2 separate regions of the Homo sapiens genome follow, and region 2 is linked to region 1. Evidence: chromatin loops called from intact Hi-C (ENCODE). Cell type or tissue: dorsolateral prefrontal cortex. All regions are shown on one strand. Each heading gives the region's core, and the rest is flanking DNA. Links, peaks and the distances in the headings are about the cores only.

What was found. Peaks named below come from ENCODE experiments on the same cell type or tissue, not always from the same donor. Only the 100,000 strongest peaks of a DNase experiment are listed, where the experiment ranks them.
Region 2: it touches region 1 in a loop (13-fold over the local background); 7 of 110 quality-filtered maps call a loop at or near these places.

The regions. Positions count from the first base shown.
Region 1 is chr17:33,285,144-33,301,090 of GRCh38, forward strand. ASIC2 (acid sensing ion channel subunit 2) reads right to left here and starts at 8,152. Exons shown (of 10, transcript NM_183377.2): 1 at 6,265-8,152. The coding sequence starts at 6,972. RefSeq lists a silencer at 7,179-7,349. In dorsolateral prefrontal cortex, for the core only: no CTCF peak of the experiment used is centred there; DNase peaks (open chromatin) are centred at 6,464, 7,482, 8,238 and 8,590; H3K4me3 peaks cover 2,081 bases; H3K27me3 peaks cover 3,695 bases.
Region 2 is chr17:33,515,536-33,531,482 of GRCh38, forward strand. It overlaps a transcript of ASIC2 not described here and the pseudogene AA06. Among named protein-coding and RNA genes, the nearest start is that of ASIC2-AS1, 35 kb to the right of the region's middle. In dorsolateral prefrontal cortex, for the core only: CTCF peaks have their summits at 5,068 (motif pointing right), 5,268, 6,424 (motif pointing left) and 6,623 (motif pointing left); DNase peaks (open chromatin) are centred at 5,086, 6,429, 7,280 and 8,136; H3K27ac peaks cover 1,406 bases.

The DNA of each region.
Region 1 (15,947 bases), core at 5,682-10,681:
TTCTCCATTGGGCAGACATTTGATTGATGCCTTCGTGACTGGCCAAAGTGGCCCCAAAATAGCCACTATCAGAATCATCCTGATGTTGGTCATTTTGGATATCTGCAGACCTGAGTGGAGTTTACATTTGATTCCCTAAACTAATTTCCCCGAAGTCAAATAACTGGTGGAGGTCTTTTCATGTTCCTTGTATAAATGTCTATTTAATCACCATCCTGTCTCTAGCACTTCAATAACTTGTACATTTCCCCCCTTAATTACTGTTTCAGCTCTGCAAAGAAAAGAAATGGTTGGCTGAAAAACTCACGCCATCTGCACTATTTGAGCTCTCCATTCCCCTGACTGCCCACTTGAATACAGAACTTTTCAGCTAAATCCCGTTGATCATTTGGCTCATGCCCTCATATTAAACAGGAGAATCCTGAAACCAAAGTCACTCAACTAGCCAGGGCAAAGCTGAGGTTGGGCTGGACTTCCCAGGACACACCCTGCCTCCTACTGATGGACTCCTTCCTCATGCAGCTGCAGAACGTGCATGTACCTTTGCAGTCAGGAGGACTTGGGTTCAAACCCAAGCTTTGTCACCTGCTGAGTCTGTGACTTTAGGTGGATTACAGATGCTCCCAGCACTGCAGTTCACCCATTTATAAAATGTAGATTTTCACACAGTCTTCCAGGGTTATTGCACAGAATTGAGATGACATGAAACATGCCCAGCCAGAGTCTGGCACATCACAGCTGCCCAATGCTATTTGCCTTTGTCCTTCACTCAAAATTCTCACCGCAAGTCATAATAATGGAAATAGCTCACATTTCCTGAGTGCTTACTTAGGGCCAGGAATGGGTCTAAGCACCTCACATGTATTAGCTTATTTATTCCTCTTTCTCTAAAGACAAAAGTATCTTTCTTGATTCCCTAAAGCTATCCATCCTCCCAACTACTGGACTGCCTGGCCTAGTGCCATTTCAACAGAGTTAGCTGATTTTAAACAATATGTTGCTGAAATGATTTCTTGCTTTCTGTCCTGGCAAGTAGCAGCCAGCTTGTCTGATGTGACAAAATGTGATGAAACTAAATGCTGTTTTCTTCGCTTTCAGTACATATGAGTGGTCCAAAATCTGAACTCAAGGTTAACTCTTGCAGAGGGGGTTGGGCAATAGTGAAGGGTGCAGGGAGGAGTGGCTTCTCATAGAGTTAGGAACAGGGTGGCAGCTGGGGTGTTTGGGACACAGATGAGGTCTCTCTCCACAGTCTAACAACCAGTAGTGAAAGAAGTCAGAGTTTTGCTGCAAAGTTCAAAAACTTTAGTTTGGTCTCCAGGCACCCACTACATAATTGCATCGTCACCCCTCAGCCCAGCTCCCATCTCAGCACATCCAGTCCCTCCCTCCAGCCACCCTGAACTAGGCGCGGGGCCTAGAATGCATGTGTTCAATCTCATTATTTCATGTCTCTGAACTCTTGCAATGGACTCCTGTCCTCTCACCCTGAAGTCCTCTTTCTCTCCTTTTCTACTTTGGAGCTTCTACTTATCCTTCAAGATTTAGCTGAGATACCACCTCCTCCAATAAACCATCGAAGATCCCCAGTCTGATCCTTGGAGCCCACACAGCACCTCTGTACGCTCCTGGTATCTATTCACACACCTCTGTCCTCAACATCACTGAGAGCTCCCAAAGGGCATGTACCAAGCCTTATTTAATTTTATACCCCCCAGCAGCTAGTACAGAAACTTAGTATATAGTTGACCTTCAAGAGACATTGGTCGATTGAATGAATGAACTGGAAAATGAGAAAATGAGCATATATCTCTACTCAGGTAAGTGGTCATAATATGATATGATAATTATATGAATAGTAATTATGAATAGTAACTATGAATACTATGAATACTATAGTAAATATGAATAGCAACTGCTACCATCAGATGTCAAGACACTGAGCTGAGCACTTTATCCACATTATGATAATGGCTCTTGAATATTGAGCACCTACTGCTGTCCAGGCATGTGCCAGTTATTGCTCATATGTTATCTTCACCTCAGATCTCCGAGGCAGGAATTATTACCAGAGGCTCATGGAGCAAAGTGTCTGTCCAAGGCACAGAGCTAGGAAATGGCAGCACCAAAGACCCACGCTGAGGTCTGCCTGGCACTCTCCCCTGAACCATGCCATCTGCCAGAGAGAGAGCCATTGCTCCTTGTTCCTGCAGAGGACCTCAGATTGGCCTCTGTTGGTTTCTGTTCCAACCCCCTGGTTCTTCTTCCAAAGCCCCAGTGCTCAGATAGCTCTGCCTCACTGTTTTGCATCCCACCCAATTACTGGGAAGGCTCCCTTCTTCTGGCCCAGGAAACCCCAGAAGGGCCAGAGTGTGCAGAGCTCAAGTCCACAGCTGATGCCAGGGAAACAACACAGGCATTCAGAAGCCAAGCTGCTTTATCTGACTGCTGAGAGATTAACTCTTGCACAGCTGCAACAAAGAGAGGAGCTGCAACTAAACACATCTCGAGTGGGCCTAGAGGATAAGACCCAACAGACACCCCCCTCCCCTGCCAGGTTTCTTTCCAGACCATGGGACTAACTGGCTGAAATGGGACTTAGGGACAGCTGGCACTTCCCCCCAAAGGCCTCCTCTAGAACTCCATCTCTCACCTGTTGCTCTAGTCCTCTTAGGATTGGGGAGCACAGGTGTCTGGGGAGTGCTTGGCATCTTGTTTTCTACTTTCCCTTCTCTGTTCCCAAAAGGAATAAATGCCCAGAAGTGGCCTGGTTCTCACTGAAATACATTTCACTGGTGTTCTCTAGAGGAATTAAGCCAGGAGCCTTGTTGCAGGCTACACAAGACAACAGGGAATGTTGGGGGTACCTGATGGAGGTATGCATTCCCCAGTCCTTTCCTGTCACTACTTGTCAAGCTGTCTGTTGGGTGCCGGAGGCAGCAAGTACATCAGATATGATTCCTACTCTGGTCTGGAGGGGGAGACAGGCACAGTCTAACAGGTGTGATGACATGTGCCTGTGTGAGGATTGACATCTAAACAGGGTGGAAGAGGGGCAAGAAGGGGAAGGCATCAGTTGTTTGGTGATGTGGCATAGATGCAGCAGGTGGTCAGGAAAGGCTCCAAAGCAGGAGAAACCCCAGAGCTGCCTGTTGAGCAGGCAGGTGTCCCCCAGGCAGACAAAGCAGCATGAAAGGGGAGTTACAGCAGCAGCGGAAACCAAACCAAGCAGAGGGGCTTGAGGAGCAGGGATTCAGCTGTTGGGAGCTGTTCTGTAGACCTTGAGTATATGGTATGAGGGAGGGTGTGGCAAGAAATAAAGCAGGACCAGGTGGAGGGTCTGAGGAGCTCAGGTCTTAATCTGAGGACAGCTGAACCACTGAAAGGTTTGAAGAAGGGAAACCATGTGCTTTGAGCAGTGCTTTAGAGACTACTCTGGCTGTAAAGCAGACAATGGGATGCAGGGTGTTGGCTGGGACAGAGCTTGAGGCCAAAAGACCAGTTAGGAGGCTGATGTGATTGAAAGGAAGCATTTCTATAGGAGCTCAGCAGAGTTTTCAGAGCTCTCTCTGACACACACACACACACACACACACACACACACACACACACACACAACTAATATGGTGTATACAGTATTGTTATCTCCATTAGATGATTTAGGAAACTCAAGAATAGAGAGATTAAGTCACTTGCCCAAGGGCACATGGTAAGTGGTAGACTCAGAATTTGAGCCCAGTCAGTGCAGCTTGAGAGTTCATGTTCTCAGCCACTACACTTTGGTGCCACTCCATCAAAGATGACAAAGGCTAGAGACAAGGCAGTGTGGTTAGAGGAAAATATTCCTGACAGGCCTGCTGTATATTTGGGGCTCCCTGAAATAGCTTCTGGCTTCTACAGACAGAGGGGTGAAGCCTTTAATTCTGAGGTCCTTGGAAAAACCTACAGCATGCAACTTTAAGGGGCTGGATACTCCCAGGACTGGGCCATGATAGGAAGCCACTAGGGGTCACCTGAGTCTCCAGGAACACATACCTTTGGGGAATGGAGGTAATACTTTTGCTTGGATGTGTGTGTGCCTGCAAACTCTTCAAACGCAGGGACTCAGAGTACAGGGAGGTAAGAGAAGGGTGTGCCCCAGTGGGAAGGACCTTACTGTCTTCAACTCCCTAACAATTGACCCACACAACTCATGGCCATGCCTGCTGCAGAGGTTGAAGTCAGGTGGCTCCTGAAGGGACTGTGTCCTCTGCATGCCACAGGGACATGTTGCCAAGACTCTGATGACCTGGGCCACATGGGGTGGCTCCACTTTCCACTCTCCCAGCTCCTAGGAGGGACAGGATTCCTAGGAGTAGAGGTGGGGGAGAGGGCAAGAGTCCTGTGTAAGTCCTCTGAGAGAAGAGAGGCCCAAGGTCAGAGAGGAAGGGTACCTGTGGTTTCTGTGTAATGCAATTAGTGGTATGCAAAGTTGGACTTTGAACTTGCTGGCTCTGAGCATTGGACAGCTTTTTAGAGCTTCATTTTTCTTATTTTAAAAATGGGAATAAAACTCATTAACGCAGGGCTGCGGTGAGTATCAAAAGTGCATAGTGGCTGTTAGAATGCAATTCCACACACTTTGCAAAGCAATAGTCAGATTTTCAGAATTACATTTGATGGGCCATGCTGTAAAACTTGGAGCAGGAGCGAGGGCCTGTTGCTACTTGGATGTAACCTTGAACTTTAATCTAACTCTTGAGGCTGCTAATTAGTGATCAGCAAAAAAAACAATAAACAACAAGAGATCGCTGCCCTCATTCCTTCAGCTTCGTGGAACTCAGAATTGTGCTTGGAGTCCTGGAAGAAATCACTTAGAAGCATATGTTAACAGCATCTCCTACTTGCCAAAGCAGGGAGCCATCAGGTAGATATTCTTTAAAAGCCAGCTGAAAATCTCAGGAAATAAGGAATGTTTTCGGAGTGGATAATTCAGGGCTACTAAATATACAAGCTTAAAGCAAAGCCAGCAGGACAAGATTGAAGCCAGGATTGCCTTCCTAGACAAGGAATAATCCAATCAGCCAATGAGAGACCTGGTCTGACCGGCATCATGCCAACACTTGTTGGAACCGTGGCATCTCTTTACCATCCCAAAAAAAGCTTTGTCAGAAATGAGGATCTCAGGAGTGATGAATCAGATCTGGTAAAATCACCATCATAGCACTACCAATAAACACACACACCAACCTTCCCTGCACTAGTGGAAAAGCCCAAACCCACCTAAGGGACATTTACACACGAATGGCTGGACAGGCATGCATCATGCTGGGGCCTGGCACCAGAACTCCTCCAAGGCAGACTGCACAAGGCAGATACCTTCTGTCCAACAGCTGCGTTATCCAGACCCACAGCGTGGGGGAACCGGCACAGCAAATGGTTTACAAACCCTAAGCACAGCTTCTCCTGGCCGCGGCTGTTTGCATCCACATGCCTGCTAGGATGCTTTCTCAACTCCGGAGCAATCCTCCAGACCAGAAGACCCACACTTACATTTTATGGGGGACGGAGGCCAGGTGAAGGGCCCAACCCTGGCGCACCACTGCTCAGTTCCGCTGGATGCTCAAGACTCCTGCATTTTGAAAAAGTAGCCAAAGCATGCTGCTGCCTCTCCCACCAAACTGTCTACAGCTTCAGTGTTGGTTTTCTGGGAGTTTCCTCACAAGTTCTCCTAGATTCTAAGTGTTTGGGAACTTTGAAGACATAAGCTGCTTCGGATCGTAGGCCTGCTTAGGGACTCTGCGTGATTCCCCTGATGATCCATTTTTCAAGCGCTTCCTTTTTTTTTTTTTTTTTTTTAAGAGCCGTCTATTGGTTTTCCCAAAGACAAGAAGTCCGCACTTAAGAGATCTACACTCCAAACACAGAGCAGTTTCTTGGAGTCCTGAGGGCCTGGAGTTGAGGTCGGGAAGAAGGAGGCTGACTAATATTCACAGACGGGACCATAAGGAGTAGAATGAGGGCTTTGGGGGCTGACACTGGAAGGAGGGGCTGGGACAGGGGAGCTCCCACTGGTGGGAGGCGACTCCTCCTACAGTTAAGTCCAAGTTCCCACAACCTGCAGGAGAAGACTCAGGGGACCCAAGAATGGGTTCTGCCTTGGCATCGTGGAGTGGTAACACTGCAAGAGGCCTGGGGACAGCCCCGAGGGGGCGGAACACCAGGCCTCCTGACTGCCGGGGAGTGGGGCGCAGAGGGAGCGGGTTCGCGCGGAGGGCAACTCACGGAGGAGAAGTTGTGCGGCCCGCAGAGCTCGCCGCGGTACTTGCAGGAGAGCAGCATGTCCTCCAGCTGGTGGCCCAGGCGGTCCATGAAGGCGGCGCTGATTCCCTCGAAGTGGCGCGGAGGCAGGAAGAGGCGGAAGTCCGCCAGCTTGCGGAACCACTGGCGGCGCGGCTCGTCGCCCCGCAGCAGCTCGCTGACAAGCGGGCGCGCGGTGCGGTTGGGCAGCAGCAGCCCGAGCCAGTGGCCGGCATAGTAGAGGTCCCCCTTGGAGAGGCGCGGGAAGCGCAGCGGGTTGTTGTTGCACACAGTGACGGCGGGGAAGGGTAACTGGCGGCTCCACTCGCGGTGCACCCGCGTGTGTGACGGGAAGCTGAGCCAGTAGAGCAAGCGGTTCGAGGACCAGGACAGCAGCAAGCCGAAGGATGTACAGAAGGCCAGCACCCACAGCGCCCGCCGCTGGAAGGAGCCCCCAGCCGCCGTGCGCCCGGCACACATGTGCCGCAGCCCGTGCAGTTTAGCGCGGCTCAGCGATGGCCGCCCCCTGCGGGCGACCCCTGGCCCCTGCAGCGCCCGCTCGCCGCCTCTGCCGCCCCCGGGCTGCCCGGCAGCCGCCAACGCCGCGGGCGCCGGCTCCTCGCGGGCCATGCGGAAGCGTCCCGGGCCGGTGAGCGCGGCTGCGGGCAGCCCGGCTCCGCCAATCCGGCTCATTCATTCAGCCCGCGGCTGGCGGCAGCGGCGGCGGCCCCGGCCGGGCGGAGCCGCCATGGGAGTCCGCAGCAGCAGTGGAAGCAGCAGCAGCGGCAGCCGCGCGCAGCCCGCGCCAGGGAAGCGTGCGCCCGAAAGGAGCTCCGGTGGCGCGGCATGCCCGCCCGGCGCCGCCGCTGCCGCCTCCGCGGGCGCCCGCCCGGGGCTGAGCGCCGCCTCAGCCCGCAGCCCCTGGCAGTGGCCTCTCCCGAGCGCCTCCCAGGCTTTCCCGGCCCCTGGTCTTCCTGGAGGATGCCCGGCGCCCGGCACTACTTCTGGAGGGGTCCCACTGGGAGCCGCCTCTCCAGTCCCTGGGTGCTGCGCCCGCCTTCCCTCGTCCTGGACCTCGGGGGACCCTGAGCCGAGTCCCCCCTGCCCCGCCTAACCCCAGCTTTTACGCTGGTCCTGGGAGAAGGGCCACTCGGCCACCATGCCTGATCTGGACATCCCCAGGGACCCCACCAGCCCGGCCCGTAGCCCAGCGGTGCTGGGACACGGGAGAGAAGGCGCCAAGGAACGAGCGCCCCCAGAGGCGCACCGCGGCTCCTGGCTGGGCGGGCGGGGTGGGTGTGTACGGGGGTGAGTGGTCGCCTTGCCGGCTGCCGCCTTCTTTCCCTTCCCCTCCAGGACCCTTCCTTGTTACTGCTCCCTGGGCTGCGCTCGGCAGAGACCTGCTTAGGCTTCCCCAAGTCCTGCGCCTAAGTCCTGCCAGGCGCCCGCTCTCGCCTGGGGCTGAGAGCTTCTCAGGGCGTCCTGCGGGAGGCTGTTCGCCGCCGGGGTCCTTCAAGGATGCTAGCCGCAGGGAAGTGTCGCTTCTCGCCTCGGCTCTCCCAGGTGCCTCGCGTCTCCAGAAAAGCCCAGCCTTGCTGTCTCTCGCGTCTTCTCTCTGCCCCCGCGGCGACAAGAGCTGGGGACTGCGGGGACCCGCCAACACCTCCCGGGGGTGACCCGGACTCGCTGCTCCGCGCGCCCTTCTCCTCTCGAGACTCCGAGCTCGCGGTGGCCGTGACGCCGGCTAAGCTCCTTCCCCGGTTGCCCGGGAGAACCCTCTTTGGGCCCCAGGCGAACTTGGGCAGCGGCCGCGCGACGCTGGCGCGGCTGGGCTCCGAGCACCTGCTCCTCAGCTCGCTGGCCCCGCGGCTCCGGGCGGGCGGGGCGGCGGCGGCCGTGAGCGCCGTGCGCTCCTGGAGACGCGGTGCTGACGCGCCCGGCTCCTCCTCGCTGCATTTTAATTCCTGGCCACTGTGGCCGCTGCACACCGAGCGGGAAGCCTCTTGCTGGAGTCGGCCGGGTGCGGGGGTGGGGTGTGGTGGGGAGCGGGATGGGGATGCGCTGTACAGATGTGCTCAGGTGTATGGGCTTGTGGGAGAGATAAGTAGTATAACCATTGTGCTGATGTGGCCCCAGTGTAGACAGGGGTGAGAGGACTCCTGAGGGTGTGAGATGGGCTGTAGAGAGAGCGAGTTGCTGTGTAGTGTGGGCATTTGAACACGATTGCGAGTGTGGTGCCAAGTATTGGGTGTGCGTAGGATGTGCATTGTGTATGTGTGAATGGGCATTTCTGTGAAACTCTTGAATGTGAGCATGTCTGCGGGTGGCGTGCTGTGGCCATTAGAGTGTGGTGCATGCAGGATGTAGTGTCTATGGTGACGTGTATGTTCCGTGTGTGTATGTGTGCACTTAGTGAGTCCTGGGTTTGAAATGCATGTGTTGATGTGTGGATGGATATCAGGGTTTCTAGATGTGGTGTGTGGTTGGTGTGTTTTGTGTGTGTGTGTATGTGCATGTGTTGTATGTAATGAGTATGTGTGTTGAGGCATTGCGAGCAGGGTAGGCTCAGTGCGACAATCCTCCCCTCAGCCTCTTAGGGACATCCCATGTGTGTCCCAGCCCCTTCCCTGGAAGTGCCTACTGCTCAGCCCTGGCCCAGTCTGCCAAGCACAGCTCTCCAAGAGGGTGGGAAGGGGGAGTAGGACTTCCAGGGACAGGAGACTCCATCTTTCCCATTCCCCTTGCTGGGACAGGGAACACTTGGAGCCCCATTACTCCATGAGATAAAGGGGTTTTCCAGACATTATCCGGAGAGTAGAATTTGGTGGTGGAGGCAGTGTGAAGGGACTCCAAGGGTGGGAGGATGCTCCAGTGGAAGAAGGACCAACGTGTGTATCCTTTGGGGAGAGGAGGCTTGGGGAAGCAGAGATTTGGGTGTGGAGAGGAGTTTTACCGTCTTTGTAATGATGAATTAGGGGCAATTTGGCCAGATCTGTTGAATGAGCTGTGGGTTTCCAAGCAGGAGAGAAGCAGTGCTGGGATGGGCTTTCCCTCCCCACTGACCTGAGGGCACCCTTACAGCGTGATGACTCCCTGCATCTGGTCTCTGGAGAAGAGGACCTCTGAGCCCCTCATTTCCCACTCACCCACATACATACATCCACACAGTCACACATGTACAAGCACACATATACACAAACACACACACACACTACACATACAACACACATATACATGAACATACATGTATACCAACATATACACTTAAATGCATATATACCCAATGCATACTGCATACATACATACACACAACACACATACATATACACAACACACACACACCTGGAAACCCTTCTCACTCATCTGGGGAAAAAGCTATTGCAGTTGGGCATTGATGACAGTTTGCTTTGGGTTTGGTTGCTTGAAGATGTCTGTTGCTGGCTTTGAGGGGAGGGTTCTGAAGCTGCCTGCTGTACTGGGGCCTCTACCAAAGGCTCATACTCCAGTGCTCCCAGCCTGGTCTCAAGGGTCCTGGAAATGCCACAGTGACCCGTGTCTTGGCCAAGGTGGGGTGACCTAGTGACCTCAGTGCAGTTACTGATGAAGCAACCAGGACAAGCATGTGCCATCTTCCAGCATCATAAATCTGGAGTGGCATGAAGCTCTATTTTATAAAAGCCTTTAAAACATTTTGGGTTTCTGATGTGTTCAGCTGTTGTGGGCTTGCTCTTTCCTAGCTATTTCCCCCTTGAAATGTACATGTGCTACTTTTGATTGACCAACTGTCTTCTCTGCCATGGGATTTCCTGTGAATTCTCCAGATGGTAGCTCTTTCAGGGAGAGGAGGGGTATCCTGCTTAGGCCTCAAGGGGCCTTGACACAGAAATCTAGAGAAAGACACACGGGCAGCTAGTGACTCCAAGCAATGATTGATGGCTCTCTTTATGGCACATGTATGCAGCACATTCTCTATGCAACTTGAAATACTCCCACCCTCTTCTCTGACCAGTTCTTTGACCAGCCCAGTGAAATTCTGTTCTTTCTTCAAATCACAGCTTATGCATTGCCTCCTAGGTCAAGGTTTCCTTGATTCTCCCAGACAAACTTGGGTCATGTTTTTCCTATGATCCCAGCATACCTTGGAAGATTGATACCTCTAGGATAGCCCTTATCATTGTTTGTGTCCAAGCCTTTCTGCTGGACTATGACCCGTTTGCAGACAGGGACTACACCTCCTTCATATTTGTATCCCTACCTCTTAGCACAGTGACCTAGCACGTTGATGAAACACTGTTACCGGGGAAGAGGAAAAAGGAGCTAGTATTTCTTGAACAACTACTATACGCCAGGTACAGAACTAGGCACATAAATAAATGTTATTTAATTTCTCACTCCAACTCTGCGGGGGAGGTATTTTGGCCTTTTTTATACACTATTTGTTTTTTAGGGATGAGGGTCTTGTTATGTTGCCCAGGCTGGTCTTGAACTCCTGGGCTTAAGCTGTCCTCCTGCCTCAGCCTCAGAGTGCTGGGATTACAGGAGTGTGCTACCATGCCTGGCTATTTTTACCATTGTTGATGCAAATCCTTGGTGCATGCACAGGATTTGAATCCAACTCTAACTCATTTCAAAGTGCAGGGCTTCCCCCCTCCATCATACTTCCTTACAAAATTATATTATTATGATAATAATATAAATGTGGGACTTCCTAAGTGCTAGGGCCTCCTGTAAGTGTTTTACACTAAAAACAAGTATCATACATGCTCTAAGTGTTTAATCCTCAAAATGAGGCAAATACCATTTTTTCTCTACTTTAAAGAGGAGGAAACTTTAACCACAGAGAGGTTAAGTTACTCACTTTAAGCCACACAGCTACCAGTCAGGAGAGCAGGCTTTGCCCAGGTAGTCACTCCATCCCTGTGTTCTCCAGCCCTAGTCCACGCTGCCTCAGTTCTCAGAGGTACTTGGACACAATAGCTCCTGTGGATTAGTGTTACCATCCTGGAAGACTCCCTTGGCCAGAAAAACAAATTCATGAGGCAGAACAGGGGTGACCCACATAACCTCTCCACCAAGAAATTAGCATTTAGCATTGTGATGTGCCAATCATAAGTTTTTAGGAAAATTTCCCTTGTTTATCTCTGAAACATCTGTTCACCATGCCTGGTGTTCTGGCATTCTGTGTGATGTTGTGTGCAGTGGCAGGAAAGTCTTCTGGCCAGCCTGCCCTCATTCTGGGGTATAACCACCACCACCACCACCACCACTGATAAGCTGTTTTCTCTCATTAAATGAATCTGTTGGGAGGGGAGATCAATGTAAGTGAACACGGTTTTCTGTTTTTGTAATACAATTTTCAGAGCTGACACTTGTGTGGCTTGATCAGGTTTCACTGGATCCCTCAGTGTTCCTGTTTACCTGCTACTCAGAGGCTCAGAATTGGAAAGTATCTGAGATACTACCTAAGCCTCCTTCCTGCCCACTGTAGGAATCCGTTCAATACATTCCTTCAGTGACAGTGTAATCAATTCTATTCTGGAACATCTTGCTGTGTTTAAAGCTTCTTCCTTTCATCAGATTGAAGTCTGTCTCCATGTGAATTTCTCCCATTTCTCCTAATTTATCCATGGGGACCCACACAAAAATAACTTTGGTATTTCTTTCACATGGAAACTCTTCAAACTCTTTATAGAATCAGAGCACGTTGATGCTGAAAGGGGTCTAGCAGTCCACCTGCTAGTGAAGTCCTCAAGACCATCCTTTCTTCTCCAGGCTAAATGTCACCAGTTCCTTCAACTGTTTCTCCTGTAGTTTTTGCTCTTGAGATAGGCTCTTGGGTGTGAATCTCCTCGCAATGTGATCCTCCAGCCCTGTGGAGTATAAGCCTACCAACCCTTTTACTCTTGATCTGGTACTTCTAGCTCCTGATATTTCTGCGGGTGGTTGGGGGCTCTTGACCGTCCCCTTGCTTCAGGAATTTCATGGAGGTGGTGGGTGGAGAGATGAAACAGCAATGATGGGTTCTTGGTGTGCTGCTTAGAATGCTGTATGCACTTTCTTTTAGGGCTGTTATGCAAATGGTGATAAGAGCCACATTACTTTTAATATTAAAATTCACTGGCCAGGTGCAGTGGCTCACGCCTGTAATCCAGCACTTTGGGAGGCCAAGATGGGCAGATTGCTTGAGCTCAGGAGTTTGAGACCAGCCTGGGCAACATGGCAAAACCCTGTCTCTACAAAAAACACAAAAAATTACCTGGATGTGGTGGTGCACGTCTGTAGTTCTAGTTACTCAGGAGGCTGAAGTGGGGGGATCCTGAGCCTGCAAGGTCGAGACTGCAGTGAACTGTGATCATGCCACTGTACTCCAGCCTCGGGCATCAGAGTGAGACCCTGTCTCAAAATAAATAAATAAATAAATAAATAAATAAATAAATAAATAAATAATAAAGTTTATTGATGTTATGAGGCACATGGGCTTTTGTGGGGGTAACTGTGACCCTAAATCAATCTCTTTTTTCCCCTTTCTCTGCCTTTTTTTTTTTTTTGGTCTTATTTCTGTAGTTTTCGTGGCTCTGTGTCAGTCTGCCTCCCTCTCCCCTCCTGTCTTTCCCTTCTCTTCTTCTCTTCCCTTTTTCTCTCTCCAACTCTGCCTGAAGCTAGGGGTGCTCTCTGATACCTTTTTATTATTTATTTATTTATTTATATTATACTTTAAGTTTTAGGGTACATGTGTACAATGTGCAGTTTTGTTACATACGTATACATGTGCCATGTTGGTGTGCTGCACCCATTAACTTGTCATTTATATTAGGTATATCTCCTAATGCTATCCCTCCCCACTTCCCCCACCCCACGACAAGCCCTTCCTGTGTCCAAGTGTTCTCATTGTTCAGTTCCCACCTATGAGTGAGAACATGCGGTGTTTGGTTTTCTGTGCTTGTGATAGATTGCTGAGAATGATGGTTTCCAGCTTCATCCATGTCCCTACAAAGGACACAAACTCATCATTTTTTATGGCTGCATAGTATTCCATGGTGTATATGTGCCACATTTTCTTAATCCAGTCTATCATTAATGGACCTTTGGGTTGGTTCCAAGTCTTTGCTCTTGTGAATAGTGCCGCAATAAACATACGTGTGCATGTGTCTTTATAGCAGCATGATTTATAATCCTTTGGGTATATACCCAGTAATGGGATGGCTGGGTCAAATGGTATTTCTAGTTCTAGATCCTTGAGGAATCACCACACTGTCTTCCACAATGGTTGAACTAGTTTACAGTCCCACCAACAGTGTAAAAGTGTTCCTATTTCTCCACATCCTCTCCAGCACCTGTTGTTTCCTGAGTTTCTAATGATCGCCATTCTAACTGGTGTGAGATGGTATCCAAATCATGAGTGAACTCCCATTCACAATTGCTTCAAAGCGAATAAAATACCTAGGAATCCAATTTACAAGGGATGTGAAGGACCTCTTCAAGGAGAACTACAAACCACTGCTCAACGAAATAAAAGAGGACACAAACAAATGGAAGAACATTCCATGCTCATGGATAAGAGGAATCAATATTGTGAAAATGGCCATACTGCCCAAGGTAATTTATAGATTCAATGCCATCCACATCAAGCTACCAATGACTTTATTCACAGAATTGGAAAAAACTACTTTAAAGTTCATATGGAACCAAAAAAGAGCCTGCATCCCAAGTCAATCCTAAGCGAAAAGAACAAAGCTGGAGGCATCACACAACCTGACTTCAAACTATACTACAAGACTACAGTAACCAAAACAGCATGGTACTGGTACCAAAACAGAGTTATAGACCAATGCAACAGAACAGAGCCATCTGATACCTTTCAGTCAATGCTACTGGTGGCATGTGGGGCCCTAGAGGTGGCCAGTGTTATAGCATCTAAGCAAATGTCCAGGAGTCATGATGGGGACACCTGTACTGGTGGAAGGAGAGAGAGGACTTCTCCCCTGCGGTTTTACTCATTGCACATGGATATTCCTACACCCTTCCCTTCCTTCCACCATGGAACTGGCACTGGAGTTGTTGTTCCTTCCTTCCTTTCATGTGCTTCAGCATCTCCACTGCCTTTCTCCCTCACTCTGTTTTTTTTTGTACACGCTTGGCCTCACCTAATTCTCTCTTTTTCTGGGGTCTTTTTTAGATGCACCAAGTGGTTTTTTGCCCTTTTAGTCATTCTCATTTTACTTGACTTCAAGCTCTCAGCTCCCTTTCTTCTATCACAAGCAATTCCCAGGTATAAGAGGTCAAAGAAGGGGCCATGACCACCAAAAGAAAGAACGTGGGCTAGAAGGACCAGGTCCAGAGTAAAAGGAGCTAGGAAGCTCATGCTCCACAGGGCTGGAGGAAGTGTGGCTGAAGCGTTGTGGTCCCTGCTTAATGGAGAACCCTGTGAAGTGGGAGCTGGGTATAAAATATAATTTAACCCTTTCACTTTCAGCGGAGGAAGTCAAGGTCCAGAGTTGGGAGAGACTTGCTGTAAATCACACCGGTTGATACTGATAAAGGGCACAACCAGAATCCAGGTTCCAACTTCTAACTCATTCTCTGCTCACCCTATGAGAGGATCTTTAAAAAGAATCCATTTTGAAATTGGTAACATATTCACATGTTTCAAAAAACACAAAAGAGTATCTAGTAAAAAGTTTCTCCACCCCATCCCCAGCCCCCACAGCCACCCAGTTTTCCTCCCTGGAGGCTCCCAAAGCCATCAATTTCTTGCGTGGTCTTTTAGAGATACTTTATGAATATACATAAGTGTACATAGTCTTTATATGCCCTTTTTTTCTACACAAATGGTTGCAGTCAGTGAATGTTGTTGACTAAAGTAATTGTATTTCATGTTCTTCACACCTTTTTTTTTTCAGTATTTTCAGCTAGTTTATGGTTGCCTTCCTTTGGCACCTCATTTCAACTTCTGTTATTTTCCTTAACTTCTCATTTCCCATTATCCTGTTTTCCCATCCAAAAAGGACAGCAGGTCCTATGACAAGGTGGTACACAAGCTTGTCATCTTATGATCAGATTTTCCCTTAACCCTTTGCTAGATACCCTAATGGATGAAAGCTCTCATGTGGATAATCTTAAACAGCAGGTTATGCAGATATTTCTGTTTGCCTCTGAAGTGCATTATGTTGTGTATTTGCATAAGATTTAATTTTCTTGTCATATTTTTCTCAGGCTAATTATAACACACGCAATTGAATGTCCTAAGCACACAGCTCTTCTTGGTCTAGGAAGATGGTCCAAACATGCCTTGGTTGGCAGAGAGATCCAGTTTAGGATTCAGAAGTTTCTGTAACTAACATTTAGAGTGGGTAAAACATAACAGGGAGAGAACCAGAAGGTGTTAGTGCAAAAAGTCATCTTAACGAGCATGCAGTTTAACTAAGATAGGAAATTGAGGTAAGTTTAGTGACTTGTCCCTGGTCACTGAGAAGTTGACATAATGAAGATGATGAGGATGATAATGATATTTGATAGTTGACATTGATTGAGCATTATCTGTAAGGCACTGTGCTCAGTGAACATGATTTAACTCATTCTTTTTATTCATTTATTTATTTATTTATTTATTTATTTTAGAAAAAAAAAATGATGTCTCACTCTGTTGCCCAGGCGGGAGTGCAGTGGTG
Region 2 (15,947 bases), core at 4,506-9,505, 230 kb after region 1:
CGGAATGTGAAGTGTTAGCAGAGTGTCCAGTGCCTTTGAGTGCCTCTCTCCTCCCTTCTATTTATTTTTAAGGCTACTCATCCTCTTCCAGGCCTTGTCTGACCCACGGCTTCTGCTTCCTTCCCGCATGGCTGGGGCTACTGGATCCTTAGCTGCAAGCTTAGCCCTGCCCGTGGCTCCTAGGACCAATCCTGAGGCTTCAATAGTCCCAGATGCCCACTCTCGGACTTGGCTTGCTATTCCTGTCCTGACCTCCGTCCTGTTCTGAAGAATGCAGAGGCCGGGTGCGGTGGCTCACGCCTGTAATCCTGGCACTTTGGGAGGCTGAGGTGGATGGATTGCTTGACCTCAGAAGTTTGAGACCAGCCTGGGCAACATGGCAAAACCCGGTCTCTAAAAAAAAATACAAAAATTAGCTGGGCGTGGTGGTGTGCGCCTGTAGTCCCAGCTACTTGGGGCGGGGGATGGCTGAAGTAGGAGGGTAGCTTGAGTTGGAGAGGTTGAGGCTGCAGTGAGCCAAGATCCTGACACTGCACTCCAGCCTGGGCGACAGAGCAAGATTCTGTCTCCAAAACAAAACAAAACAAAACAAAACAAAACAAAACAAAACAAAACAAAACAAGAACGCAGAGCGCAGTGTCCAGCTGGGTGGAGCCCAGAACTGCAGAGATGTGCTGAAAGATACTCCCGAGGCCACCACCACTCCCACATTGCCTTCCTTCTTCACACACAACCAGAACGTGCAGTTTGCATCACTCACATAGAAATTACCAAAGTTATTAATCACAGCGTATGAGTGTGTGTGTTTGTATGTGTGTGTGTGTGTGAGTGTGAGTGTGAATGTGTGTTTGTAAGTGTGTTTGTGAGTGTGAGTGTGTGTGTGTGTGTGTGTGTATGGAGGAGGGGTGGTGATGCTGTTGTTGCTCCTTCAGTTACAGTAATGGCACTCAACCTAACTACACATTAGATTCTCCTAGAAAGACTTGAAAATGCCGATATTCAGGCAGAAGTTTTGATTTCATTGGTCTGGAGTGGACCCTGGACATTGGGAATTTTATTAGTGCTATTAACACTTCCAGGTAAGTCTAGTGTGCAACTGGTGTTGGGTACAACGGAACAACTGGTGTTGGGAACTGATGTGAGCTCGCTGACATCAGGGATTTGGCTTTATCTATTTTGTCTCCTTGGAGGTGCCTGGCTTAGTACTCAGTGCCTGTAAATGGATCAGGAGTCCCTGTCTCTGGGACACTTTGCCTGACCACCCTCCTCCCTCCCATGCCTGGGCTAGGTGTTGTGCTCTTATTACACTGGGTTTGATTTCCTGTTTCCTGTCTGTCTTTTTCAATAGACAATGGACTGCCCTAGGGCAGGATCCAGATTTTCATCTCTGGCTCCTTTGTCAAAACCCTCACACATCAGAATGTATCGGTGCCGCATGGGTCTGAGGACATCTTATCCCTTCTTTTCAGGGTCCCTGGTAGTTAACGAAGCCTCTCTTTTCTTCTAGATGTTGTTTCTTTGCTTTGGGAAATGGTTCTCAAACCCTCATAACCTCTATCTTAGTTATACCTTTTGCTGCATATTATTATTATTATTTTGAGACAGAGTCTCGTTCTGTTGCCCAGGCTGGAGTGCAGTGGCGCGATCTCAGCTCACTGCAATCTCTGTCTCCCAGGTTCAAGTGATTCTCCTGCCTCAGCCTCCTGCGTAGCTGGGATTACAGGCATGCACCACCATGCCTGGCTAGTTTTTGTATGTTTAGTAGAGATGGAGTTTCACCATGTTGGCCAGGCTGGTCTCAAACTCCTGACCTCAAGTGATCGACCCACCTCGGCCTCCCAAAGTGCTGGGATTACAGGCGCGAGCCATGGCATCTGGCCTTTTGCTGCGTATTAAATTACCCTACACCTTAGCAATTTATAACAAATGGTTTCTGTGGGTCAGGAGTTGGGAGTAGCCTAGCGGAGTGATTCTAGCCGAGGTCTCTTGTGAGGTTGCAGTCAAGATGCCAGCTGGGGGCTGCAGTATTTGAAGACTTAACTGGGGTTGGAGAATCTACTCTGAGGGTCAATGCACACAAGTGAGAGAGCACTCAAGCCAGAGGCCACAGTCTTTTAAAATGCATAATACAGGAAGGGGAACATCACACACCGGGGCCTGTTGTGGGGTTGGGGGAGGGGGGAGGGATAGCATTAGGAGATATACCAAATGTTAAATGACGAGTTAATGGGTGCAGCACACCAACATGGCACATGTATACATATGTAACAAACCTGCACGTTGTGCACATGTACCCTAAAACTTAAAGCATAATAAAAAAATAAAATAAAATACATAATAATCACTTCCTTCATAGGTCGCCTAGACCAAGCCTGTTGCAATGTGGGTGGGAACTACACAAGGAGGAAGAACCATGTGTTGGAGTGTAACGACCGCAGGCTGCATGCTGGGAGCTGGCCTGGAAGTCCAGAGAGGGCACCCAGTCCTGATCCCAGCCTCTGATCATCATCCTCTTGAACACAAATATCTATTTGCCCCTCTGATGTGCAGGAACAGTGCAAGAGATGAGTGTCATCCTGGCCTCTTTTTGATTTTTTTGGAGAAGGGCTAATAGAAAATGTCCTCTTGGCTATCAGTCCTGAGCTCCTCAATAACGCCTGAACTCTGTAGAAATTTGGAAATTGAAACCTAAGAGTAAGCTCTAGAAACAGATACCTCCAGGATGTGAGCTTATTTTTGATAGCCATGGCGTTTGAAGCCAATGGAAGTGCGGGCGAAGGAGAGACTGAGAAATGCTGCCCACGTGGGCTCTGAAAAAGGCTAAGGTTGGTGGAGTCCCAGCCCCTGCATGATGTGGCAGGGGGCAAGGCCAAACTTGCCATCAGCTGGAGCTGACTTCCTGAGGGAGGCAGCAGGTGCAGTGGGCTGGGGCACCATGAGCACTAAGCTCCATCAGATCTGGGTGGGTTCCTTTCCTGCTTCCATTTGCCGTGTGGCCTCCACCAGCTGTTCTCTCCCTGGGGCCTCAGTTTACCCATCCATAAAATGAATTGGTTGGACTGATACACTACTTATGAGGCTTTTAAAAAACAATAGCACCTTCATTTTCCAAATTACACCTTACAACAAATAAAGTGAATACAATGTTACTGCCTCATTACAATATATGAGATAATATTATGAAAGCTAATATGCAAGAATAAATGCTTAGTGTGTTCCTAAAGCTGTTCTTAAATGCTTTGGACACATTAACTGATTTAATCCCACAGTGGCCCTGTGAGATAACTACTCTTTTTTTTTTTTGAGATGGAGTCTCGCTCTGTCACCCAGGCTGGAGTACAGTGGCGTGATCTCGGCTCACTGCAAGCTCCGCCTTCCGGGTTCACGCCATTCTCCTGCCTCAGCCTCCCGAGTAGCTGGGACTACAGGCGCCCGCCACTGCGTCCAGCTAATTTTTTGTATTTTCAGTAGAGACGGGGTTTCACCATGTTGGCCAGGATGGTCTCGATCTCCTGACCTCGTGATCCGCCCGCCTCGGCCTCCCAAAGTGCTGGGATTACAGGCGTGAGCCACCGCGCCGGGCCGATAACTACTCTTTTTAATCATCATCCCATTTTACAGAGGAGGCAGCCACAGCACAGAGAGGTGAAGTAGCTTACCCAAGGTCACACGGCTTGTAAGTGACTTGAACTCATGGAGGGAGGCCATAAGGCCTTGCTCTTGGCCCTTCCGTTATACAAATAGAAGCAGAGCGGCTCTGGTGGAAGTGAGGGAGGAATGCTGGAAGCCGCCCAGCTTGTTACCCTTCTCCTTTCCTCTCTTTCCACTGAGCACCCCCTTAAACACAGTTGGCCTCGGGCTTGTGGGGCAGCTTTTGAGCTCTGACATTTGACGAGCTATGACCCCCGTATTTCTCTACCTAGGCTTTGCAAACACATGCACCTGAACCATCTGGGATGCTTTATTCAAATCTGGATTTCTATGCCACTTTCCAGGTTCATGGGATCAGACTCTCTGGGTAGAGTCCAGGAGTCTCCATGTTAATCAGCGCACAAGTGGGTCTCGGCTCACTGTCATGGAAAAACTGCTGCATTTTGAGCAGGTAGGCAGCTTAATCACCACCACTGGGCTTGGAAAGGACTGGATTTAGCACTTTCCTTAGGGAGGAGGAGGAGGCCTCCTTAAGGAAGGTCTTTTTAAGGAGAGTGGGAATAATCTCTGTGCCCAGGCACTGCTAGACCGTCTGTCAAACTTGACCTCACTTCAGGCCACCCACGCAGGTTGCTGTAACCGAGAGTGAGCCAGGAACTTCAACTGACCAAGAGCAAAGCCTGGGTCGTGGTCACTGTGACATTCCAGGCCACAGTTAATCAGCACATCTGTGAATGCACCAGGTGATTTCAGAACATTTTTTATGCTTCAGAGAGAAAACAATTTTTATGACTGTTCAGTACAGCCCAGGAATCAGAGAAACAAATGCTGTTAAACATTCATGTGTTAATTATTGCCATTCCTTGCTATTCCTACCATCCAAGAGCTGATTATGAGCAGAGGGTATCTTTGCAACGAGAATTCTGGCTTATTGTGGCCCCTCCCCAGGGGCCTCTTTGGCTGTTAGATTTGGGGGAGGGTCATTAATAAATGCATTGTAGTCACAGGGTAATAATCCTGTTGTGATTAGAAGTATAGCTGTTCTACTTGAAGAAACACTGTCCAGGCAGAAAGGAATGAACAAGGATACGGGACAGAAAGACAGGGTCAGTGGGGAAGCATGAAAATCACTCGCGAATTCATTCTTGTGTCTGCACCTGCAGAACATACGCTCTTTGGCCAGTGTTTGTCACAGCTACACCATGCTCTAGCATTTACTCAGAGGAATACCTGGTCCAGTGGTTAACTGGGAGGTTGTATTAATTAGTATGCCTAACTATGTCCAACACACGAGGAGCTGGAAGGATAGTTTGGTGAATGGCCACCTGGGATTAATCACCCAGTCCAGTACAGTCGTATTAATTTGGTGCCCAGCAATGTTCAGCACACAAGGAGCCTCAGGAGGGACAGTTTGGAGAGAGACCACGAGAGGGCGGCAGTGAGCCCACAGTCTGGCTGATCCCCTTACCCACGGACAGGGCCCCTCTTGGGGCTATGAAGGGTGGAGGAGCAAGTGAGCGGCCCCAAAGCTTAAAACTTTATTTGCTTCACAGCAAATGTATCCCTGGGCCTCACCTGTGTTCCTGTCTTGGAGTTCTGAGATAGCAGGGAGTTCTGTTTCTGGGAATCTGCCTCTTCCCCAGGGGGAAATGACAAAGGGTATTTTGAAATTGACATTCAGGCCCTGGGGTTAAGCCTGTGGAACCAGCAGGCTAGGGGATGCTTGCCTCACCTGCCTGGGTGTGTGGGTGCTGGAATCATGTTGGACTACTTTGGAAAAGCAAAAACTTCGAAGAGAAGGTACTGATGTTGGCATTGCTGGCTTATGGCAGCCAGGAGTCTGAATAATAATAATTATTATTATTATTTCATAACAGGCAGGCAGGAATTCTACAGACAAGGTTCAATAACCTCAAGGCAGTCTCGTGGCGAACTGGCAGATTAGGTCTCGGGACTTGGGACTCAGGCTGGGCTGGGTCCACACAGCACTTTGCCTCTTGCGGGAGAAGTAGCAAATAAAGGCCTCTGGAGCTGGGTAAGCAGGGGCTCAACACTGTCGTCGGCCAAGGGGTATCTTTTGAAGGATGCAAATTAGCTGAAATTGAATGAATTATTTGGCTCTGCAGGGGGAGGTGGGAGGTAAAGAGGGCCCCTGGATAATGCGCCTGCCACTCGGGGCCAGCCTTGCTGACAGTTATTCACTCTGAGTGTGGCACACAGGGACACAAGAGGTACAGCAGCCATGGTGACTGTAGGGCAGGGATGGCCCAGTTCTGATGCGGCCAACGCCCCCGAAGTCCTGGAGACAGAAGTAGCCACATGACCAAGGAGTCAGTCTCTCCCAGTGGGTACACAGAGCAGGGTGCACAGCCCAGCTGGGGTCCCGTGAGAGCCTGCTGAGAGTCTGGCAGAGATGGGCAAGGAAGATGTTGGATCCGACTGGCAGAGCTGGAGGGACTGTTGAGAATCTTCTAGTCTACAGTGCGGGTGGATTTGAGTTCTGGGAGGGGAAGGAATTGCTCAAGTCACGTAACCTGATGGCACTGCTAGGACTGGAGCCCAGCATTCATGCCCCACGGTCATCATCTACCCTCAAAGGCCATACCTTGCAAAACCTCATCCCCGCTCCTCAGAACCCTGATGTGGGGCCTCTGAAGACACCTGACAAGAGGGGACCCAGGCTGTTCCTCTGGGTGTGCATGGCAGGCAGGCCCCTTCCCCCATCACCTGGCACCTAGGCGGGCAGGGAGGCCCTCTGGCAACTGCGGGCAGTGTGGTTCAGCCAGGGCTAGGGGGCCCTCTGCTGGGCAGCCGCTGCCTGGCCTATGGGATAGCTGAGCAAAGCCAGCTGGCTGGGTGGGTTCCGGGGCTGCATAGAGGAGCATCCTGTCAGGAAGGGTCAGGGATGGCAAAATTCTGACCCATGGCACTTCTTTGTCAGTCCCCCCACTCCTTCCTGTCACTGCTGTCCCTACCAGGCAGCCTTGTGCCCTCTGCTCAGTACCCCCTCGTGGGCTCCCCACCAGCCCCCCAAACCTCCAGTCCTATCTGCTCCCCATTCTAGCTCCTGCTAATATGATATTGAATCTTAAAGGGTCAATGAATTATTTCCCCCGTTCCTGAAGGCCTACATTTGCAGAGCATTCGGACTCCTCTGAGAAACCGAGTCTTCCCTGCAGGAGTGAGCTGAAGGCCCACCGGCTCCTGCTGTGGGCTGAGGCCCACCTGTGGGGGGCCCTGAGGTGTCTTTGTAGGGGCAGCGGCTTGGCAGTAGTTCTGACCATGGTTGGAATCCTGCCCCTTTCTAGTTCTTTGACTTTGAGCAACTCACTAAACTTCTCTGACCCTCTGTTTCCTCATCTGTGAAATAGGAACAGTAATTCCCGTCTCCCAGAATTGCCTTGGGTGCTAAGTGAGAGGACGCAGTAAAGAGTCCCTCACAGGACTCAGTGACTATCAGTTTCTTTCATTGAGATTTTCAGTTTTCTCATCTGTGGAATAAGAATTCTTGTCTGCCCTAGATTATAACTTTGAAAATCCAAGTGTTTTGAAAATCCAAGTGTTAGTTTTATTTGCGGTGCCATGAATTCCCACAAGAACAGACACACGAGAGCGCCACCTCCAGTGCAGACACAGACACTGAAGCCGTGTGGCATCGCAATATCCCTGAAAACTGCCTCCCGCTCTGCACCGTGCAGTCCTGGGGCTGCCCAGAACAAAGGCCAGGGCAACCCCTGGCTCCCCCTACCCCACCCACCGCAAGCCCAAGAGAGATCAGCACATGATCAAGCCAGGTTGCAGGAAGGAAAGTGATCTACACAGCAAGTGGGTGACAAGAAGTGTCAGGACACCCATCTTCTGAGCTGGGCCTCAATCTTCTTTTTGCAGATTCTTCTGTCTTAAGGAAAAGACCCTTCTCTTTTCTCTTCGTTCTGTGATGAAGGACCCTAGTTCTGAGGTCAAATTCCAGCAATGGACTCACTGTCTTTGTCATCTTGGTAAAGTACTCAGCCCCTCTGAAACTTTGTTTCTTGATTTCTAAAATGAGGATCACAAAGCCATCTTTATTTTTTATGTATTTACTTTTTGAGATGGAGTCTCACTCTGTTGCCCAGGCTGGAGTGCAGTGACACCATCTGGGCTCACTGCAACCTCCTACTCCCAGATTTAAGCAATTCTCGTGCCTCAGCCTCCCGAGTAGCTGGAATTACAGGCACCTACCACCACATCCAGCTAATTGTTTTGTATTTATAGTAGAGATGGAGTTTCACCATATTGCCCAGGCTAGTCTCGAACTCCTGGCCTCAAGTGATCCACCCACCGGGACTCCCAAAGTACTGGGATTGCAGGCGTGAACCACTGTGCCCGGCTAGGATCATAAAACCTCCTGCAGAGGGTTGCTTAGAGGTTTAAGTAGCATAATGCATTCCTGGCTCCTAGCACAGGGCTTGGCTTCTGGCAGGTTCCCCTTCCCATGTGAACACTGACTCAGAAAATGACACTTTCCCGTTGTTATAAATAATCTCGAAGACACCCAGTTCTGTGCTCTGTCTCTGTGCTTGGAAAGGCCCTCTGTGCTCACTCTACCAACTAGTCATCTACTCACGGCTGATGTAGCTCCAGGGAGGGGAAGCTCACCCTTCACTGGGCTGCAATCTCAGAACAGCTGGGACGGAGGGGAAGTTCCTGCTCTCATGATGTAAGTGCTGTCTCCATGCAGTTCTCATCCATAGCATAGCCTCAGGAAATTGATCTAATCTTGCTCTAAATCAACTCTTCGGATGACCCCTGGGCCTTCTTGTCTCTTTCAGTCATACACTCAGGGGTCAGCCTCAACCTTCTCCAGCTCCTCTCAGCTTTGAGCAGGTATCTTTCACTTTCAGGAGCAACTCAGCATGCCCCTGGGCCAATGCTGGTGTCCTAGTCTGGCTGGGCTCAGGAGTTTCTCTCACCATCCCCAGGCTCAGCCTCTGAGATTCTGCCCAGTTCTTGCTAATCCCTGCCTCCAAATTCTTTGCCCTCCAGTCAGAATGTGCTGATATACCGTTGTTGGGTTCCTTATATAGAGACACTGTGCATAGAATCCCCTTTTTAGCCTTCCCAGTACATCGTCAGGGTAAGTATTATTATTCCCATTTCACAGAGGAGGAAATGAAGCCTCTGAGAGATTGGCTGACTTGCCCAAGATTGCATAGCCAGCAAATTGTGAACCAGAAGTGGGAGCTTGGTCTCTTTGATTGGAGTTGAGAGAATGAGTTCTCCCCATACAGGTATGATGGAAATGAGAATTTATGTAAAACAAGAAAGGTGGTCTTTTACCAGTATTGTTTCTGTATGTTCTGGGTGAAGTGTAGACTCATTCGGAGGTGTGCACTGGGAGGGGGTGTCACAGCTTGTTAGGTGTATATGCATATGGCTAACGAGGATGGTGGGGAGGTGCTGGCTTGGTGTGGCAGCTTAGCTGAGTTGGGTCATGCTGCTGCTCACGAGAATGAGGTCCCCAGTTTGAGTCCCTCCACCTCCATCCACTCACCTGCCTCCCAAGTGTTATTTATTTGTTTGTTTATTTAGAGACAGGGTCTCATTATGTTGCCCAGACTGGCCTTGAACTCTTGTCCTCAAGTGATCCTCCTGCCTCAGCCTCCCAAGTAGTAGAGACTACAGGTGCACATTACAGCGCTGGGCTTCCTCCCAGATGTATTTAACTTAGTCATAAGTGAGTCCAGCTGAGAGTGTAGACAGTGCCTAGGGAGCCCAGCAGCTCCCTTGGGAATGTGATTCCAGGGCACAGGAAAGGCCAAAGGTCCTTGTGACCCTCAAAGTCTATCTTCATTATACCTACAATATGAATCCCAGTCTCTTCTGTTCCCCCATCACCGATACCTGTGTCATTCCTGTCTCTGTGCTCTTATTCTTGACGTTCCCTCTACTTGGGCTGCCTTCCCCTCACTGAGTCCTGTAGTCAGCCTCAGTCATGTGCATGGAACAGGAGGGCATGCTGGCTGAGTTGTGTGCCTACATGGCTAGACTGCGCAACACTTCCTAGCATTCCCTGCCACCAGGTCTTTCTGAGTAGGGCGGACACGAGAGAGTCATGTGGGAGGTGTGGAGGGCAGAGTGAAGCAGCCCCTTTGTAGCTCACATATCTTGTCGCTTAGCTGCTGGCTGTTTGTGTGAGGCTACCACTCCACCACCCCTTGGAAATATCTACAGCTTCTCTGCCTCCTGGCCAGATGAGTGAGCTTTGTTCTGTGATGAAGGACCCTATCTTCTGCAGGAAACCCTCACCGTCAAGGTCAGAGCAATAAAACTGACAGGGGTCTTAGTCCAACCTGGTGTAATTCCAGCTCGGGCTCACGGGTTCTGGCTTATCCTTGTTATCCCTCACTTTATCTCCATCTTCCCCTCCCTACCTCCTGCCTTGCAGACATGGAGATCCAGCATCAAATGCAAATACCTCTGCATTACCTAGACGGACTGACCAGCTCCCACAATAGCAGAAGGTCAAGTGTCTGTAACAAATCCCTTATTATTTATGTATCTTAGCAGCTTTGCTTTTCTTACTGAGCTTGAATTGTGGTATCAACATGGGTGGTGGCTGATGGTGGCCTATGACTCCTATCCATCCTTTGGAGCCCAGCTCAAGACTCACCTCCTCCAGGAAGCTTTCCCAGACCCCACTAGTCATCAGTGGTCACTTCTGACTGAGCTATTACAGCATTTACTGCCTGTCCTGCTTTAGGCTGTAAGTTATCTTTCCACTCGTGGGTATCTTCTTGTCCTAGGTCAAAATTTCCTGCACTTCACAGATACAAATCTCTAGTCTCTTCCTGAAGATTCTGATTCTGCGAGCCTTCACCTAGAATAATATGGTGACCAAAAAGTGTGAGGAATTCAGCCCCAAGTAAACTGTGAGCCCTAAGATGACAGGAACCAAGTCCCTGTTTTATGTGTCAGGGACTTCACATATCCAGCAAAAATAGTAGATTTGAAAGTGGAGGGTACCCAACCAGCCTTTTCTGGAGCAACATCCTGTCTTAGAATTCCCATTAAGTGAGATCTCTCAGACGCTTTTCTTTCTTCTTGCAGGGCAGCAGAGGATGAAACCCCAAGCAGTCAGGTGCTGGGGACGTCATTCATCCTGATGATCCTGATGGGGTTAATTCTTACTAGTCATGTCTCCCTCACTCTGATCAAGCCACCCTAGGACTCCTTCTCTTCTATTGCTTTGGAAGGAGGACTGTTCTTTCTGGCTCCAGGAGTCCACCTCCCAATCTCCCAGCATGTCCCCCGGAGCTGAGTCTGACAGATCCAGGCTCTTCTGCTTTTTCTTTGGGGCTTTCTCTCCACTTGTTTCTCTTATACGTTCTAGCTCAAACCTATGCCCAACACAGAGTAGGCACTCACTAAGAATGGGTGCTGGATTGTTCATCATCAGGGCCAGGTTGCCTTTGCTGCCCTCATCAGGCCCTTATACAGCCAGGGCATTGGTGGTACTCTGGGCAGGCTATGAGACCCTGCTTGCCTAGCATCTGAGAGATGGAAAGTCCGCCAACCAGACCTGGGCTGCCCACCCCTTCTCCTCCCCTCCCCAGAAAACCCCAGATTCCCCACTGTAAACAGTTCTGTGACTGTGTCTCCTGGAAAGGCCAGATCTGATGTCCATGCAGGAAGCTTTGTAAGAATTCCTCATGGTCGAATGCATCTGTTCCCTAATCAAAACACAGGCAGATTCCTCATGCTGGGCCTTAATTTGCTGAACTTGCACATAATTGAGACAGATTATCTCTATTTTCCAGCTAGTCATTTTATATTTCGGGGGTGATGCTGGGCTGGCTCAGGATGTTTCTGGTCGGAGCCCCCATCTGCTACCTGTGCAGGAGGGCTGGGCGCCCTGTGTGCCTACTTCCTTCTATGATCTAACAATAGAGAATGCATGTGGATGCCTGGTGCAGGAAGGAAGGAGAAATACTGTTCTTCTTCAGATGTGTGTGCCAGGGAGGAGGAGATGGACAGTAGGGTGCACTGTCCAGTGGGCAGATCTAAGGAAAGAGAATTTCTTACCTGAGTCTTCAAGGAAAGCCAGAATCAGGGCCCTAAACCCATTCAAAGACCAAGCAACAGCTAAAGGCTTTATGTTCCACACTGGACTCTCAGAAGTAGCTGAAACCAAGTGACTCTTACCAGAAACCAACTCTGGAGTAGTTGCCTTGCTCGAAGCCTAATCAACTCTGGGCTGAGAAGAAAGGAACACACGTGGTTCCTTTCCCTTCCACATGAGGATTAAATGAGATACATCAGGGTGGCAGAGGAGAGTGCTCCAGTGGGTGAAAAATGACCAGGAGTGGGGTGTTGTGTGTCCCACTTTATGGAAATCATACTTGGAAAAACTGAATCAAAAACAACAAACTCTGACAAAGAGGGTCATCGTGAACAATGGGAATATCAGGAATATCCCTTTAAAGAGAACCCCCTGACACATGCATGGTATCTGTGGGCTTACCAGAGTTGCATTTACACACTCATTTTAGGGACATGTGCCTAAAATGAAGTACATCTGTTAATCAGGGTACAGAGAGGCTGTGTGGTGAGGGGGAAAGAACTGGATAGGGGGTCATGGAGCCTGGTTCTGCCACTTTCTCACTGAGAGACCTGGAGCAAATCACTGTCCCAATCCAGGCCTCTGACTCCCATTGGACAGAGGGTAGGACTGGATTAGATGATCTTTAAGGCCACTTTCGCTTTGACATTTTCTGTAGGAAGAGGAGGAAGAAGATGGAACTTCATGGAGGCCCTACTGTATTGCAGATGCTCATTTGACCCAATGCCTTGGTAACCCCAAGAAGAAGTCATGCTCAAACAATTAAGCAATGCATCCAAGGTGAGAAGGTGTCAGGGCCAGTAAGTGTCATTACCACGCCCTCGTAGGAGGTGGCAGGGAGGATTCAAACCTGGGCCTGGCTGACCCGTGTATGTGGTAGGTGTGTGTGTGTGTGTGTGGTTTCCAGCTGTGATCCTATAGGACAGGTGAGGCAGGGAGCCAGTGGACTTGCAGTACTGCTTCTGTTTTAAATTGAGACAAAGCTTGGGGCCATCACATGGGCTTCCTGTGGGGAAAAAGGGAGGCCAATCCATTTAATTAACACCCCACCAGACCCCTGGAACTCTCCCTCCAGCCAGAGCACCAACAACCCTGATAGCAACTGGGCTGCCCCACCACAAACCTTTAAGCAATTCATTTTCTACACTTATAATAAATAAGTCAATGAAAAAAATTTTCGACATAATTTCCCCAGAGAATGGAAGAAAGAAGCAGCATGAATTGGAAGCTCCTATTATCTTCTGTTGTCTTGTCTCTGATGACAGATAATGGCGGCTGGTGAAGGGGATTGGTTGGCAGGGAGAATAATGCTTGGGTAAAGGTGGCCTTTAGAATATATCATCCCGCATCCAACTCAAAAAGGGAAGAAAAAAGCAAAAGACAAGGCAAGGCTAGCCGTGCTGCTCTGTTCAGGCCTCCCTTCCATCTACATCTAGCCAAGTTGCAGCCCCTCTTACTATTAGAAACCATTGCATGAATCACCCTATTTGCTGCTGCTTTTCCCCTGTGCCTTCAGAGAGCTGATTAATTGGTCCAATACCAGCAACTCGTCACGAAGGTCTTAATTAAGAAAGAAATAGCCACCTTGTGAATTCCCTGGGCATCAATAGCCCTGGGGATGTCTCTTCTGCCTTTCTGCCTGCTGCTCAGGGAATGGTGAGGAAAAGAGGACAGAGGCAGGCTCCGATTCAATGGGATTACAATATTGGAGGGAGTAAGAGAGCCAAGTGGCCAGGAAACTCCAGGACAGTTCAGGAGGAAAGAATAATAGAGAGTTTGGCCAAATGAGTCAGCTTCCAAGGCTGAATCCAACTGGCTGGGGGCTCCCACAAGGGGAGTGAACTTTGGGGACATCTTGGGTTTGGACTAAATTTTTAAGACTAGCTTTAAAAAGGACAGTTAAAAGTATAGCAATTATTTTCAACCCTGACTGCCCTGTAGGGGAGCTTTTAAAATACAGTGATGCCCGAGCCCCACTTCACTCCAGTCCAATCAGAATCTCCAGGGGGTAGGAACCAAACACTGATGTATTTTAAGAGCTCCCTGGCTGATTCTGTGGTACACCTGGGGCTGAGAACCACCAAGGATGGTACAGAGCGCGTTTCTTCATGTGTGCTCCCTGGGCCAGCGGCATCAGCATCAACATCACCTGGGAGCTTGTCAGAACTGCAGAATCTCAGACACCACCCCAGAACTACTCAAGTAGAATCTGCAAGACCCCTAGCTCATTCTCATTCACTTCCAAGTTTGAGAAGCAATAGTTTAGACAACAGATTGTTTGGGGTTTTATTTGGACTCCAGCATTGAGGCACATTACTCAACTTCCCTGAAACTCAGTTTCACTGTATGTAAAATGGGACTAATGATATGTATATGCCACAGTTATCAAGAGAAGAAGACAGAATCATTTCTGCAAAGCATTTAACACAGTGCTTAGAACAGTCACTTCTCAATAGACACACGTGGTTCCTTTCCCTTCCACATGAGGATTAAATGAGATACATCATGTAAGGCATTTAATAGAGTGCTTGCTTGTACTGTGTGCTTAATAAATGTGGGCTATTCTTATTTCCTCAAGCATTCCCTAGGCAGACAGCGGGACTCCTGCCTTTGTGCTCCTCCGGCTCGCTACTCATCCATCTCTTCCAGCCCTTGGAGTATTGAATTTCAATAAGCCATTTTTATGTCTCTCAACCCCGCTGGGTCTTATTCAGCTCACTTCCCTTGGCCTAGTACAAAGTAGGTCCAGGAAATACATGAATAAATGCGAAGGCCATAAAGCGTTCCTTAGCTGGAGAACAGAGAGGCCGGGGGTCACGTGCCTGGGGCTTCCAAGTCCTTAGATGTCCTGTTTCTTGGCCCTTGTGTAAGAACGAGGCTCTCTGAAGGAGAAAGGGGCCCCTTCCAGTGTCTGTGAGTAGAAAGCAGGTAGCAAAATATGTCATGGAATATTCTGTGTGTTGGGTCAATTTCAACCAACACAGAACCTAAATGCTTTGTAGACCTAATTAAACTGGGAGCTTCTAGAAAAATAAAACCGACTTTGAGATTGTCTCTAGACTTCCTTTATTCCTAGCATGCTTGGGCTGGAAAAAGAAAAAGAGAGAGAGGTCAGTCCCCTTTGTCTGTTATGCCCCATGGCAAGCAAGGGGAAGTCTTGGCAGATGGCAGCAAGGCCTTCCTAATTCATGGGTCACCCTGGAGCTGCCCACAGACACTGCCAGACCTTTTAATGAAACCACTTAATTGGCATGAACATAGGCGAGTGTACAGGTCACCTTTGCTCAGGTCAGGGGCTCAGATGGGAGCATGAGGCCTTTTGGGCCTGCACTAAGCCCTTTTTTCAAGGAGACTGTGTTGCTGCCAGGCTCAAGAGAGAGGTGGTTGGAACCTAAAATACTGATAAACAGCTCATAGTCCTGCCTAGGGAGACAGAGGTAGGCCAGCTTTGCCAGGTCATGCAGGACCAACCTCACAGGTACCAAGGGGTTGGAGACTGCCTCTCATAGCTTTGATAAAAGTCAATCATTTCTATTAGTTTATGCATTCACTCATTTAACAAAAGGTTTTCGAGTTCCTGCTCTGTGTTAGGTATATAAAGTGCTTTTCTGTACATTGTTCCATTTGATTTCATTTAATTAGACAAGAACTTGCTGAGTTAGCTACTATCTTCCCATTTTACCAGTAGATAAGCAGAGCCTTAAATAAGTTAAAGAAAAAAATATTTAACTTAAAAATTTTTATTTATTAAAAATTAATTACTAATTTTTAACTTAATTTATTAACTTATTGACTAACTTAGCTCAAAATCACACAGCTTGAAGGTTTGAACCCTAGACTCTGTGATTCAGGCCTCGATCAGTAGAAAGAGTTTACAGGCATGGCCTCCTGGACCTTTAAGGCAAACGTTCCAGAAAGGCTTAGGACAAGATCATAGAACTCCTGGCAGAACCAGGTGCCACCAAGAAGGAGTGTGCTTTGTTTCTGTAGTCTTGGGGTACATAAAGCTGGGCAGGGGGCAGGGGGCAGTGGGTGGGGGTTACACCAAATCTGAGCTGCCTTTATCTGTACCGACCTGACATCTTGAGCAGACCAAGCCCCAGGCAGTAAAAGTGCTGGAAAGTCAAGACACGTGGGCCTCAATCCTCTCTGCTTCTTGAGAGGCGTTCGACCTTGCAGAGGCCCTTGCTCTTGC